Regions from separate parts of the Homo sapiens genome. Here region 2 is linked to region 1. A link is an interaction called in ENCODE POLR2A ChIA-PET data of the cell type or tissue named here. Cell type or tissue: K562. All regions are shown on one strand. Links, peaks and the distances in the headings refer to the core of each region. The heading gives the core; the rest is flanking DNA.

Region 1 (8,140 bases), core at 1,255-6,254:
GAGCCGAGATGGTGCCATGCACTCCAGCCTGAATGACACAGCAGGACTCTGTCTAAAAAAAAAAGGGATGAGAACATAAAAAGATGGTCATGATTTATTAAGTAAAAAAAAACAAAAAACAAAAAACTGGGCCAGATGTGGTGGCTCATGCCTGTAATCCCAGCATTTTGGGAGGCCAAGGCGGGTGGATCACTTGAGGTCAGGAGTTCGAGACCAGTCTGACCGACATGGAGAAACCCCCGTCTGTATTAAAAATACAAAATTAGCCAGGCGTGGCAGCACATGCCTGTAATCCCAGCTACTTGGTAGGCTGAAGGAGGAGAATCACTTGAACCCGGGAGGCTGGGGTTGGGGTGAGCCAAGATCACGCTGTTGCACTCCAGCCTGGGCAACAAGAGCAAAACTCCGTCTCAAAAAACAAAAACAAAAACAAAAACAAAAACAAAAACAAGTGTAGTGGCTCATACCTAGAATCCCAGCACCCTGGGAGGCTGAGGCAGGAGGATCACTTGAGGCCAGGTGTCTGAGACCAGCCTGACCAACATAGCAAGACCCTGCCTCTACCAAAAAAAAAAAAGGCAAATTAGTGGGGTATGGTGGCTCATGCCTGTAATCCCAGCTACTTTGGAGACTGAGGTGAGAGGATCACTTGAGTCAGAAGTTCAAGACTGCAGTAAGCTATGATTGTGCCACTTCATGCCAGCCTGGACAACGGAGCAAGACCCTGCCTCTAAAGATATAATTTTTAAGAAAGAAAAAATTAAGAATAGTATGTAAAGGAAAATTCTAATTTTATAAAACACATATGCATAGAAAATGTAATGGAAAGATATCTATGAAAATATTACGTTACACTTGTTTTTGGGTGGTCGGTCACTAGTTTGATTGGCTGTGTCTTCTCATTTATCTGCACTTTATAGTTTTGTTTGTTCATTTATTTATTTATTTTGAGACGGAGTTTTGCTCTTGTTGCCCAGGCTGGAGTGCAATGGCACGATCTCGGCTCGCTGCAACATCTGCCTCCCAGGTTCAAGAGATTCTCCTGCCTCAGCCTCTTGAGTAGCTGGGATTACCGGTACAGGCCATCATGCCCAGCTAATTTTGTATTTTTAATAGAGACGGGGTTTCACCATATTGGCCAGGCTGGTCTCGAACTCCTGACCTCAGTTGATCCACCTGCCTCGGTCTCCCAAACTTCTGGGATTACAGGCGTGAGCCACCATGCCTGGCTAAAATACATTTTTGAACAATGAGTTTCATGAGCTTCTGGGTTGGTGAACACATCCAGGTGCTGGGAGAGCAACACACCTGGAGGGGTCATGGAAGCTCCAAGCCCCCGCTCCCCTGTCTTTACCAGTAATATTAAGTGCAGCGTTTTCCTGAGTTCTATGAGCTGTTCTAGCAAATTACTGAACCTAATGAGGGGCTTGTGGGAACCCCCAATTTATGTCTGGTCAGTCAGAAGTATGGATGCCCCAGACTTGGGATTGGCACCTGAAGTGGGGCAGTCTTGTGGGACGAAGCCCTTCATCTGTGGGGTTTGAGGCTAACCCCGGGCAGCATCAGAATTGCATTACGTTGCATTGCTGGACACCCAGTTGGTGTGTGGAGAATTGGAGAATTGGTTGTTGATGTGGAAAAAGCCCATCAATTTGATTAGAAACCTCTTTGTGCCTTAACTCTATCTTTATATATATATATGTTACATCATTTTTTGTTTTTGTTTTTGTTTTTGAGATGGAGTCTCACTCTGTTGCTCAGGCTGGAATGCAGGGGTGTGATCTCGGCTCACTGCAACCTCCGCCCCCTGGGTTCAAGCGATTCTCCTGCCTCAGCCTCCCAAGGAGCTGAGACTACAGGTGCACGCCACCACACCCAGCTAATTTTTGTATTTTTAGTAGAGACAGGGTTTCACCATGTTGGCCAGGCTCGTCTGGAACTCCTGACCTCAAGTGATCCACCCTCCTTGGCTTCCCAAAGTGCTGAGATTACAGACCTGAGCCCGAATGAACTTGCTTGATTGTCATGCTCACGTCTCCACCCTGGGAGGAGCTATAGCTTGTGACCATCGCATGTGACCTAGGTGCTGGCATGATTACTTACTGAGTCTGTGCCATGGAGACCCCTCCTCTATGTGGAATGACGCACCATCTCCCCTCTCCATCACCGCATAAAACCCTTCTGTCACTTTCCCTCAGAGAGACACTGCTTTCGAGAATACTCCCAGCTGTCCTCCTTACTTCTGCCATGTAATAAAACTATTGGTGGCCGGGCGTGGTGGCTCACGCCTGTAATCCTAGCACTTTGGGAGGCTGAGGCAGGTGGATCAAGAGGTCAGGAGATCGAGACCATCTTGGCTAATACAGTGAAATCCTGTCTCTACTAAAAATACAAAAAAAAAAAAATTATCTGGGCGTGGTGGCAGGCGCCTATAGTCCCAGCTACTCGGGAGGGTGAGGCAGGAGAATGGCGTGAACCCAGAAGGCAGAGCTTACAGTGAGCCGAGATCGCGCCACTGCACTCCAGCCTGGGAGACATAGCGAGACTCTGTCTCAAAACAAAACAAAAACAAAAACAAAAACTACTGGCCTGGCATGGTGGCTCATGCCTGTAATCCAGCATTCTGGGAGGCCGAAGTGGGTGGATCACTTGAGGTCAGGAGTTCGAGACCAGCCTGGCCAACATGGCGAAACGTTATGTCTACTAAAAATACAAAAGTCAGCTGGGCATGGTGGCATGGGCCTGTAATCCCAGCTCCTCGGGAGGCTGAGGCAGGATGATCACTAGAACCCAGGAGGCAGAAGTTGCAGTGAGCTGAGATCGTGCCATTGCACTCCAGCCTGGGAGACAGAGCAAGACTCCTCTCAAAAATGAAAAATAAAAAATAAATTAGCTGGGCTTGGTGGCACATGCCTGTAGTCCTGGCTACTCTGGAGGCTGAGGTAGGAGGATCGCTTGAGCCCAGGAGTTCAAGACCAGCCTGGACAACACAGCGAGACCTTATTTCTATTAAATAAAACAACAGCAACAGCAACAACTACACAAACCCTACGTTCTCATGGAGAGTCATTTGCCACTCACTTCGGTGAACCGAACCCTGTTTTTTTCAGGTAACAAATATAACATGTGAAATTGTGTGTGTGAGTGTCGTGGGGGTGGGGGCTTTCTGTTAAAATGTTGTAATTAATTTTGAAGCAGCCAGGCTCCCCAGCTTTTTTTTTTTTTTTTTTTTTTTTGAGACAGAGTCTTGCTCTGTCACCCAGGCTGGAGTGCAGTGGCACGATCTCGGCTCACTACAACCCCTGCCTCCTGGGTTCAAGCGATTCTTCTGCCTCAGCCTCCCAAGTAGCTGGGACTACAGACCTGTGCCACCATTCCTGGCTGATTTTTGTATTTTTAGTAGACACGGGGTTTCACCATGTTGGCCAGGCTGGTCTCGAACTCCCAGCTACTCTACAGGTGTCCATTACAGGAGCCCGTTCTCAGGTGATCCACCCACCTTGGCCTCCCAAAGTGGGAGGCTACCCAGCTTTAACAGCAGGTAAGAATACTCACCTCTGAATATTAGTGTCTGCATTCAATCTCCTCCTTGCCATACGTAATTGATATTCACACTGCCCAATATCCAGTTCTCCCTTCCTTTTTCAGTGTATGGAAGTACCTTCCCAATGACTTTGAGTTAGGCAGGGCTACGTGACTAATTCTGGCCAATAGAATATGAATCATAAGTGATGTGTCATTTCCTTTCTGAGGCCCCTGCAAGATTCTCCAGGCTTCATCTTGCTCATCATAGAGGAGGCCTTGTACTGAAAGCGTGGAGCCACAAGATAGAAGCTGCCTGGATCCCTGAGTCACCACATGTCATCACGTGGAAGGCAGAAGCCCTGGAGAGTGGTATGGACCCAGAGCCTGCTTTGCCTGAACATGAAATAAACTTTTGTGGTGTTTAGCCTATTAAATATATGTGTGTGCGAGTATATATATATATATATATATACTTTTTTTTTTTTTTGAGACAGAGTCTTACTATGTTGCCCGGGCTGGTCTCAAACTTCTGGCCTCAAGTGATCTTCCTGTCTCACTTTCCCAAATAGCTGGGACTACAGGCATCAACCACCATGTTGCCAGGTGTACATAATTGTATTGTTTTCATTTGTTCATTTACAGCAGCATAGCCTGTCCTGAGCAGTACAACATAGCGATGAATATTTCTAGAAGATAATCCAGACTGTTTGGGGAATCGGGCACACCCCTGGCATCTTTCATCCCACCACACTTTTATGCTTCTGTTCTCTTCAAACAAGCTGTTGCTTTAGCTGCTGGAGAAACCACAGAAACACATACTGCCAACTACATCAGCATCATCAGCTCTTATGACCACTGGGACAGGACAAATGATGCTATTTATTTATTTATTTTTTGGAAACAGAGTCTCACTCTGTTGCCCAGGCTTGAGTGCAATGATGATGTGATCTTGGCTCACTGCAACCTCTGCCTCCTGGGTTCAAACAATTCTCCTGCCTCAACTTCCCAAGTAGCTGGGATTACGGATGCCTGCCACCACACCCTGCTAATTTTTTTTTTTCTTTTTTTTTTTGAGACAGAGTTTCACTCTTGTTGCCCAGGCTGAAGTGCAATGGCACGATCTCAGCTCACCGCAATCTCTGCCTCCTGAGTTCAAGCGATTCTCCTGCCTCAGCCTCCCGAGTAGCTGGGATTACAGGCATGCGCCACCACGCCTGGCTAATTTTGCATTTTTAGTAGAGACGGGGTTTCTCCATGTTGGTCAGGCTGCTCTCGAACTCCCGACCTCAGGTGATCCGCCCACCTCGGCCTCCCAAAGTGCAGGGATTACAGGCGTGAGCCACTGTGCCCAGCCTCCGGCTAGTTTTTAAAATATTTTTAGTAGAGACAGGATTTCACTATGTTGGTCAGCCTGCTTTCAAACTCCTAAACTCAAGTGATCTGCCCGCCTAGGCCTCCCAAAGTGCTAGGATTACAGGCGTGAGGCACAGCTCCCGGTCGATGCTATTTTTTATTTTTATTTTTATTTTTTTAGAGGGAGTCTTGCTCTGTTGTCCAGGCTGGAGTGCAGTGGTACAATCTTGGCTCACTGCAACCTCTGCCTCCTGGGTTCAAGCAATTCTCCTGTCTCTGCCTCCCAAGTAGCTGGGATTACAGGAGCCCGCCACTACGCGCGGCTAATTTTTGTATTTTTAGTAGAGACGGCATTTCACCGTGTCGGTCAGTGTGGTCTCGAACTCCTGGCCTCAGGTGATCCGCCCACCTTGGCCTCCTAAAGTGCTGGGATTACAGGCGTAAACCACTGTGCCTGGCCGATGGTATTTTTTTTAAGGAGGAAAGAAAATGTCCTTGTGAAGTGGTTCTGACCTGCGAGGCCAATATTAATGTGCCCTCATTTGGGCAGAGAGGGAGAACACTGCATGTGTCTGCTTTCATACTTCTGCATGTTCCCATTTGTTACGTGAGGTGGGCAGCCTCTAAGAGAGCTCCCAAAGATCCAACGCCTCTTGGAATTCATTCTGTTGTGTAACATCCAGCCCTCGAGTGTGCATTGGATTGACTGACTTATCTCAAATGAATAGGATACAGCAGAAGTGATGGATGTCACCCCTGAGAGTGGATTATGAACAATGGTAGTTTCCACCTCTTGGACACTCTCTTTTGCACTCTCCCTCTGCCCTAAAGAGCCAGCTGCCAGGTTGTGAGCTGCCCTTTGGAGGGCTGATTAACACGGCTATCACCCAGCCTGTTTCCTTGTCACCCCAAGGGGAATTCAAATGGAATCGAATCCCTCCTTCACTTCCCCCTGGCCCTTCCACACATCCCCAGGCAAATGGTTTGATCTGTTTTTTTCCTGTGGCTATAGACTGATTAGTTTGCATTTTCTATAATTTTATGTGAAGGGAATGAATTATAATGCATGTATTCTTTTGTGTCTGGCTTTTTTCACCCAGCATAATTATTTTGAGTTTCATCTCTCTCTCTCTCTCTCTCTCCGTGTATGTATATATATATATATATATATATATATATATATATATTTTTTTTTTTTTTTTTTTTTTTTTTTAGATGGAGTCTCCCTCTGTGCGCCCTATGGCCCAGGCTGCAGTGTAGTGACACAGTCTCAGCTCTCTGTAACTTCTGCCTCTCGGGTTCAAGCGATTCTCCTGCCTCAGCCTCCTGAGTAGCTGGGATTACAGGTGCACACCGCCACACGTGGCTAATTTTTGTATTTTTAGTAGAGACAGGATTTCACCATGTTGGCCAGGCTGGTCTCGAACTCCTAACCTCAGGTGATCCACTCGCCTTGGCCTCCCAAAGTGCTGGGATTACAGGTGTGAGCCACCGCACCCAGCCTCATCTATGTTGTATTGTGTACTCATAGTTTATTCCTTTTGATGGATGAGGAGTAAATTGTCCACTGTGTGAATGTATCACAGCCTGTTTATCTGTTCATCTGGACATTCGGGTCATTTCCAGTTTTTGGTGATTATGCATAGGGCTGACATAAACGTTCAGTTTTAGTAGAGATGGGGTTTCACCATGTTGGCCAGGCTAGTCTTGAACTCCTGACCTCAGATGATCTGCCTGCCTCTGCCTCCCGAAGTGCTAGGATTCCAGGCATGAGCCACCGCACCCGGCCATCTCAAATTATTTTTGAAAGTGATTGTACCATTTTACATTATCACCTGCACCCTATAAGATGGCGAGCAATGCTGGCAGCCACCCACTGGATGCCAGAGATCACATCACGATGACAACCCAACACCCACTCTCTGTTTACAAACGTCAGCTTGAATGGGACAGTGATGCCACAATGGAGAACCACTAGACCAGTGTTCCTTTTGTTTCGACAAACCCCATTTAGGAACCACGGGAGATGTAGGGAAGGAAAGATCTTTCCTCACCCATTGCTAGGTCCATGGCTGAGTCCCCACAATGAAAGACAGATTAACACACGCATTTAATATAAGTTTAATGTGACATGAGAACCTTCAGAAATGAAGATCTAGAAACAGGAAAACCTGCGTGTGTATGTGTGTGTGTGTGTGTGTGTGTGTGTGTGTGTGTTTTGTTTTTTTTTGACAGTCTCGTTTTCTTCCCCAGGCTGGAGTGCAACGGTGCAATCTCCGCTGACTGCAACCTCCGCCTCCCGGGCTCAAGCAATCCTCTCACCTCAGCCTCCCAAGTAGCTGGGACCCCAAGTGTGCGCCATCACGCCTGGCTAATTTTTGTCCTTTTTTTTTTTTCTGAGACAGAATCTCACTCTGTCGCCCAGGCTGGAGTGCAATGGCAAGATCTCGGCTCACTGCAACCTCCATCTCCTGGGTTCAAGCAATTCTTCTGCCTCAGCCTCCCTAGTAGCTAGGATTACATGTGCATGCAACCATGCCTGGCTAATTTTTGTGTTTTTAGTAGAGACAGGATTTTGCCATGTTGTCCAGGGTAGTCTCGAAGTCCTGACCTCAAGTGATCTGCCTGCCTCGGCCTCCCAAAGTGCCAGGATTACAGGCATGAGCCACCATGCCTAGCCAATTTTTGTACTTTTTGTAGAGATGAAGTTTCACCATGTTGGCCAGGCTGGTCTCCAGCTCTTGACTCAAGAGATCTACCCAGCTTGCCTTCCCAAAGTGCTAGGATTATAGCCATTAGCCACCGCACCTGGTCAGAAACCTGTCTATTTTATGCTTAGGTTTGATGAAGAGTGGACAGCCATGGAGAAGGATAACTGGACACCGGGGCTATGACCTAATGGGAATAAACTGGCTGGAAGTTGGCAAGGCCTTTTTGTTTAGGCTTTTCCCTGTGTCTTCAGACACAAGGATGTTTCTTTCCTCCAGGTACAGGGTGTGTACCTCTGACAGGTCTTACGATCTGTTCTAAAGGAAGATCAGAGAATCCTTTTTGTGTTTTATGGCTTTTTTGCTTGAAGGGAGAAGGCAAAGGGAAGATGAGAGGGATCTTCCTGCTTCTGCTGTTTTTTTCAAATGCCAAGGTACCATATTTTGGGGTAGCATGAGCCCCAACAAGGAAAACAGTTCATATTCTCAGCTGAATTCATGATAGCACATTTCACAAGATGGCAACAAGCATGAGATATAGCTATGAGCAGTAC
Region 2 (5,000 bases), core at 1-5,000, 92 kb before region 1:
GGGAGATGTAATGATATTGCTAAATAGTCAATTCAGCAGCACTCAATGAGGTGATCTGTTCTAGTTTGGAAGAGATTACAAAGGTGATTTAAGGGATTTAAGGGTAATTATGATCCTACTTGATTTTGGCATTTGTTCCAATCTCGGAACCTCTGTTCTATGCAGGCGTCCTTTAGCCATTACTCCTGCTGCGCTAGATCACATCTCACCCTTTGCTCTCCACCCTGCCTCTAGCCTGTGTCCCAAATTCATCCTTCCACTTGTTGCTGAAAAGACCAACTCCTAGACAGGTACTGTGGCTTATGCCTATAATCCCAGCACTGTAGGATGCCAAGATGAGGGGGACTCTGCTAGGCAACACAGTGAAACCTCATCTCTGCAAAAAATAAACAAAATTAGCTGGGCATGGTGGTGCGCACCTATAGTCCTAGCTACTCGGGAGGCTGAGGTAGGAGGATTGCTTGAGCCCGGGAGGCTGAGGCTGCATGAGCCAAGATGGCACCACTGCACTCCAGCCTGGGTGACAGAGCGAGATCCTATCTCAAAAATCAAACAAACAAACAAATAAAAAAAAAACAACCAACTCCGTTTTTATCAATCCAATCCATTTCCAAGGAACACCAGGAAAGGCAAGAAGAGAAAACACAAGCTCAACTGCAACAGAAGAGGCCAAACACGGATTTGGAAATGTCATGCCTAAAACCCTCCAGAGGAAACACAAGCTATCGAAAGCACTGTACATTTTCTCTAAGGTGATCAACGGCGTTATCTATGTCCATGAAGTTTTCTTATAGCCAGCAATCAAGTTGGAAAATATAATTTTAAAAAACATACCTTGTTTTGTGCTGTGATCACTGCAGCTGAACTCAGCCAGTAGCCACAGGGACTGGTGGCTGGTACTTGGGTCTTCCTGGGGAAGGCACCTCAGGGCCTTGGGGAGGGGCTGAGATTTGCGCCTCTGGCTACGCTTGAAGCTTGGCTCACGCCTCGATTTCCGAATTGGTCTTAACGGCGGCATGGGGAATCTCCGGAAAGCAAGCTCTCTGGGGCCTTCCTGAGCTTTCTGAGCCCGTTCAGAGGAAAATAGGAAATAAGAGAAAGTGATGTGATCCCTGCCTTCTCCGCCTCCAGCTTCTTATAATTCAACTCCCACCTACCCACCCTTCCCCACCCGGCTCACTGAAGGCTGGATCTGGACTCCTTACCTCATTTGCATAGCTTAAAGGTTTACTTAAGGCGGTCCCAGAACAAAAGAACAGGCTAAAGTAATTTTGAAGACTCCACCTTTGTTTTTATTTTCTTTCCTTTTTCTTCTGTTTTAATTTTTTAATTTTTTTTTTTTTTTTGAGACAGAGTCTCACTCTGTCACCCAGGCTGGAGTGTGGTGGTGCGATCTCAGCTCACTGAAACCTCTGCCTTCTGGGTTAAAATGATTCTTCTGCCTCAGCCTCCCAAGTAGCAGGGATTACAGGCGCATACCACCACACCTGGCTAATTTTTTTTGTATCTTTAGTAGAGACGGGGTTTCACCAGGTTGGCCAGGCTGGTCTCAAACTCCTGACCTCAAGTGAGCCGCCTGCCTCGGCTTCCCAAAGTGCTGGGATTACAGGCGTGAGCCACCACGCCCAGCCCCGGACATTTCTTTTTTTCTTTTTTTTTTAATTTTACTTTAAGTTCTAGGGTACATGTTCACAACGTGCAGGTTTGTTACATATGTATACATGTGCCATGTTGGTGTGCTGCACCCGTTAACTTGTCATTTACATTAGGTATATCTCCTAATGCTATCCCTCCCCCCTCCCCCCACCCCCCAGCAGGCCCTGGTGTGTGATGTTCCCCACCCTGTATCCATGTGTTCTCATTGTTCAGTTCCCACCTATGAGTGACAACACACGGTGTTTGGTTTTCTGTCCTTGCAATAGTTTGCCCAGAATGATGGTTTCCAGCTTCATCCATGTCCCTATAAAGGACATGAACTCATCCTTTTTTATGGCTGCATAGTATCCCATGGTCTATATGTGCCACATTTCTGAATCCAGTCTATCATTGATCGACATTTGGGTTGGTTCCAAGTCTTTGCTATTGTGAATAGTGCTGCAATAAACATATGTGTGCGTGTGTCTTTATAGCAGCATGATTTATAATCCTTTGGCTATATGCCCAGTAATGGGATAGCTGGATCAAATGGCATTTCTAGTTCTAGATCCTTGAGGAATCACCACACTGTCTTCCACAATGGTTGAACTAGTTTACAGTCCCACCAACAGTGTAAAAGCGTTCCTATTTCTCCACATCCTCTCCAGCACCTGTTGTTTCCTGACTTTTAATGATTGCCATTCTAACTGGTGTGAGATGGTATCTCATTGTGGTTTTGATTTGCATTTCTCTGATGGCCAGTGATGATGAGCATTTTTTCACGTGTCTTTTGGCTGCATAAATGTCTTCTTTTGAGAAGTGTCTGTTCATATCCTTCACCCACTTTTGATGGGGTTGTTTGACTTTTTCTTGTAAATTTGTTTAAGTTCTTTGTAGATTCTGGATATTAGCCCTTTGTCAGATAGGTAGATTGTAAAAATTTTCTCCCATTCTGTAGGTTGCCTGTTCACTCCAATAGTAGTTTGTTTTGCTGTGCAAAAGCTCTTTAGTTTAATTAGATCCCATTTGTCAATTTTGGCTTTTGTTGCCATTGCTTTTGGTGTTTTAGTCATGAAGTCCTTGCCCATGCCTATGGCCTGAGTGGTATTGCCTAGGTTTTCTTCTAGAGTTTTTATGGTTTTAGGTCTAACGTTTAAGTCTTTAATCCATCTTGAATTGATTTTTGTATAAGGTATAAGGAAGAGATCCAGTTTCAGCTTTTACATATGGCTAGCCAATTTTCCCAGCACCATTTATTAACTAGGGAATCCTTTCCCCATTTCTTGCTTCTGTCAGGTTTGTCAAAGAGCAGATGGTTGTAGATGTGTGGTATTATTTCCGAGGGCTCTATTCCATTCCATTGGTCTATATCTCTGTTTTGGTACCAGTACCATGCTGTTTTGGTTACTGTAGCCTTGTAGTGTAGTTTGAAGTCAGGTAACATGATGCCTCCACCTTTGTTCTTTTGGCTTAGGATTGTCTTGGCAATGCACAGCCCTAGAAATTTCTATGAGAAACTACTGCACTTCTTTCTTTCTTCTCTCTTTCTTTCTTTTTCTTCTTTCCTTCTTTCCTCCCTCCATTTCTTCCTTCATTTTCTTTTCATTTGTTTCTTTATTGTCTTTCTCTGTCTCCTAGGCTGAGTGCAGTGGTGCAATCATAGCTCACTGCAGCCTCGACCTCCTGGGCTCAAGCGATCCTCCCACCTCAGCCTCCTGAGTAGGTGCGACTATAGGTGTGTGCCACTACGCTTTTTGTTTTTAAGTTTTTTGTAGAGATGGGGTGGCCATGTTGCCCAGGCTGGCCTTGAACTCCTAGCCTCAAGAGATCTTCCTGCCTTGGCCTTCCAAAGTGCTGGGATTACAAGTGTGAACCACCAGGACCAGTGCCTGCACCTTTTTCTAAGTACACTACAAAAATGTCTCATGTAAAGACTTTCATTCTCTCCTTCACTTGGGAGGCTGGGGTGGGAAGATCACTTGAGCGCAGGAAGTCTAAGCTGCGGTGAGCTGTGATCACACCACCACACTCTAGGCTGGGTGACAGAGTGAGACTTGTCTCAATAAAAAATATAAAAACAGGCCGGGTGCAGTTGCTCACGCCTGTAATCCCAGCACTTTGGGAGGCCGAGGCGGGTGGGTCACTTGAGGTCAGGAGTTTGAGACCAGCCTGGCCAACATGGTGAAACCCCCCCTCTCCTAAAAATATGAAAATTAGTTGGGCATGGTGGCACATGCCTGTAGTCCCAGCCACTCAGGGAGAATCGCTTGAACCTGGGAGGCAGAGGTTGCAGTAAGCCGATACTGCACCACTGCACTCCAGCCTGGGCCACAAGAATGAGACTCCGTCTCAAAACAATAAATAAATAAATAAATAAATAAATAAATAAATAAATAAAAACAGGACCTGGTGTGGTGGCTCAAGCCTATAATCCCAGCACGTTGGGAAGCTGAGGTGGGAGAATCGCTGGAGCAAAGGAGGTCAAGACTAGCTTGGGCAACATAGCAAGACCGCCTTTCTACAAAAATTAACGAAAAAATAAAAATAAAGCCAGGCATGATGTCTCATGCCTGCAATCTTAGCACTTTGGGCTGAGAGGCAGGAGTATTGCTTGAGCCCAGAAGTTCAAGACCAGCCTGGACAACATAGTGAAACCCCATCTCTACAAAAAAAAGGGAAAAAAAAAAAGAAAAAAATTAGCTGGGGATGGTGGTACGTACCTGTAGTTTCAGCTACTTGGGAGGCTGAGGTGCGAGGATCACTTGAGCCCAGGAGGTTGACGCTGCAATGGGCCGTGATCACACCACTGCACTCCAACCTGGGCGGCAGAGCAAGAACCTGTCTCAAACATAAAATAAGGCTGGGAGTGGTGACCCACGCCTGTAATCCCAGCACTTTGGGAGGCTGAGGCGGGTGGATCACCTGAGATCAAGAGTTTGAGACCAGCCTGGCCAACATTGTGAAACCCCGTCTCTACTAAAAATACAAAAATTAGCCAGGCACGGTGGTGGGCACCTATAATCCCAGCTACTCAGGAGCCAGAGGCAGGAGCATCACTTGAACCCAGGAGGCAAAGGTTGCAGTGAGCCAAGATTGTGCCATTGCACTCCAGCCTGGGCAACAGAGCAAGACTCCATCTCAAATAAATAAATAAATAAATAAAATAAAAATAAAGTAAAAATAACAAAACACTGTCACTCTCCAAATATCTGCTAGGACAATTCGATGAATAATACATACATACATAGATAAATTTAGCAATGGTCCAAATAAGCGTCTGCCATGTAAATGCTGTGCATTTCATTGTATGCATTGTTTTCCAGAAGATGTAGCCCTTCACAGGTCCCAGTGTTTGCTTCTGCCAG

The links. ChIA-PET counts read pairs that join two places held together with the same protein. Peaks named below come from ENCODE experiments on the same cell type or tissue, not always from the same donor. Only the 100,000 strongest peaks of a DNase experiment are listed, where the experiment ranks them.
Region 2: POLR2A ChIA-PET joins it to region 1 with 6 read pairs; 4 of 35 experiments call an interaction of 5 or more read pairs at or near these places.

The regions. Positions count from the first base shown.
Region 1 is chr16:9,064,760-9,072,899 of GRCh38, forward strand. No RefSeq gene overlaps it. Among named protein-coding and RNA genes, the nearest start is that of HAPSTR1, 23 kb to the right of the region's middle. RefSeq lists enhancers at 2,911-4,110, 8,084-8,140. In K562, for the core only: no CTCF peak of the experiment used is centred there; a DNase peak (open chromatin) is centred at 3,802; H3K4me3 peaks cover 1,901 bases.
Region 2 is chr16:8,974,260-8,979,259 of GRCh38, forward strand. No RefSeq gene overlaps it. Among named protein-coding and RNA genes, the nearest start is that of USP7, 13 kb to the left of the region's middle. In K562, for the core only: no CTCF peak of the experiment used is centred there; no DNase peak of the experiment used is centred there; H3K27me3 peaks cover 1,321 bases.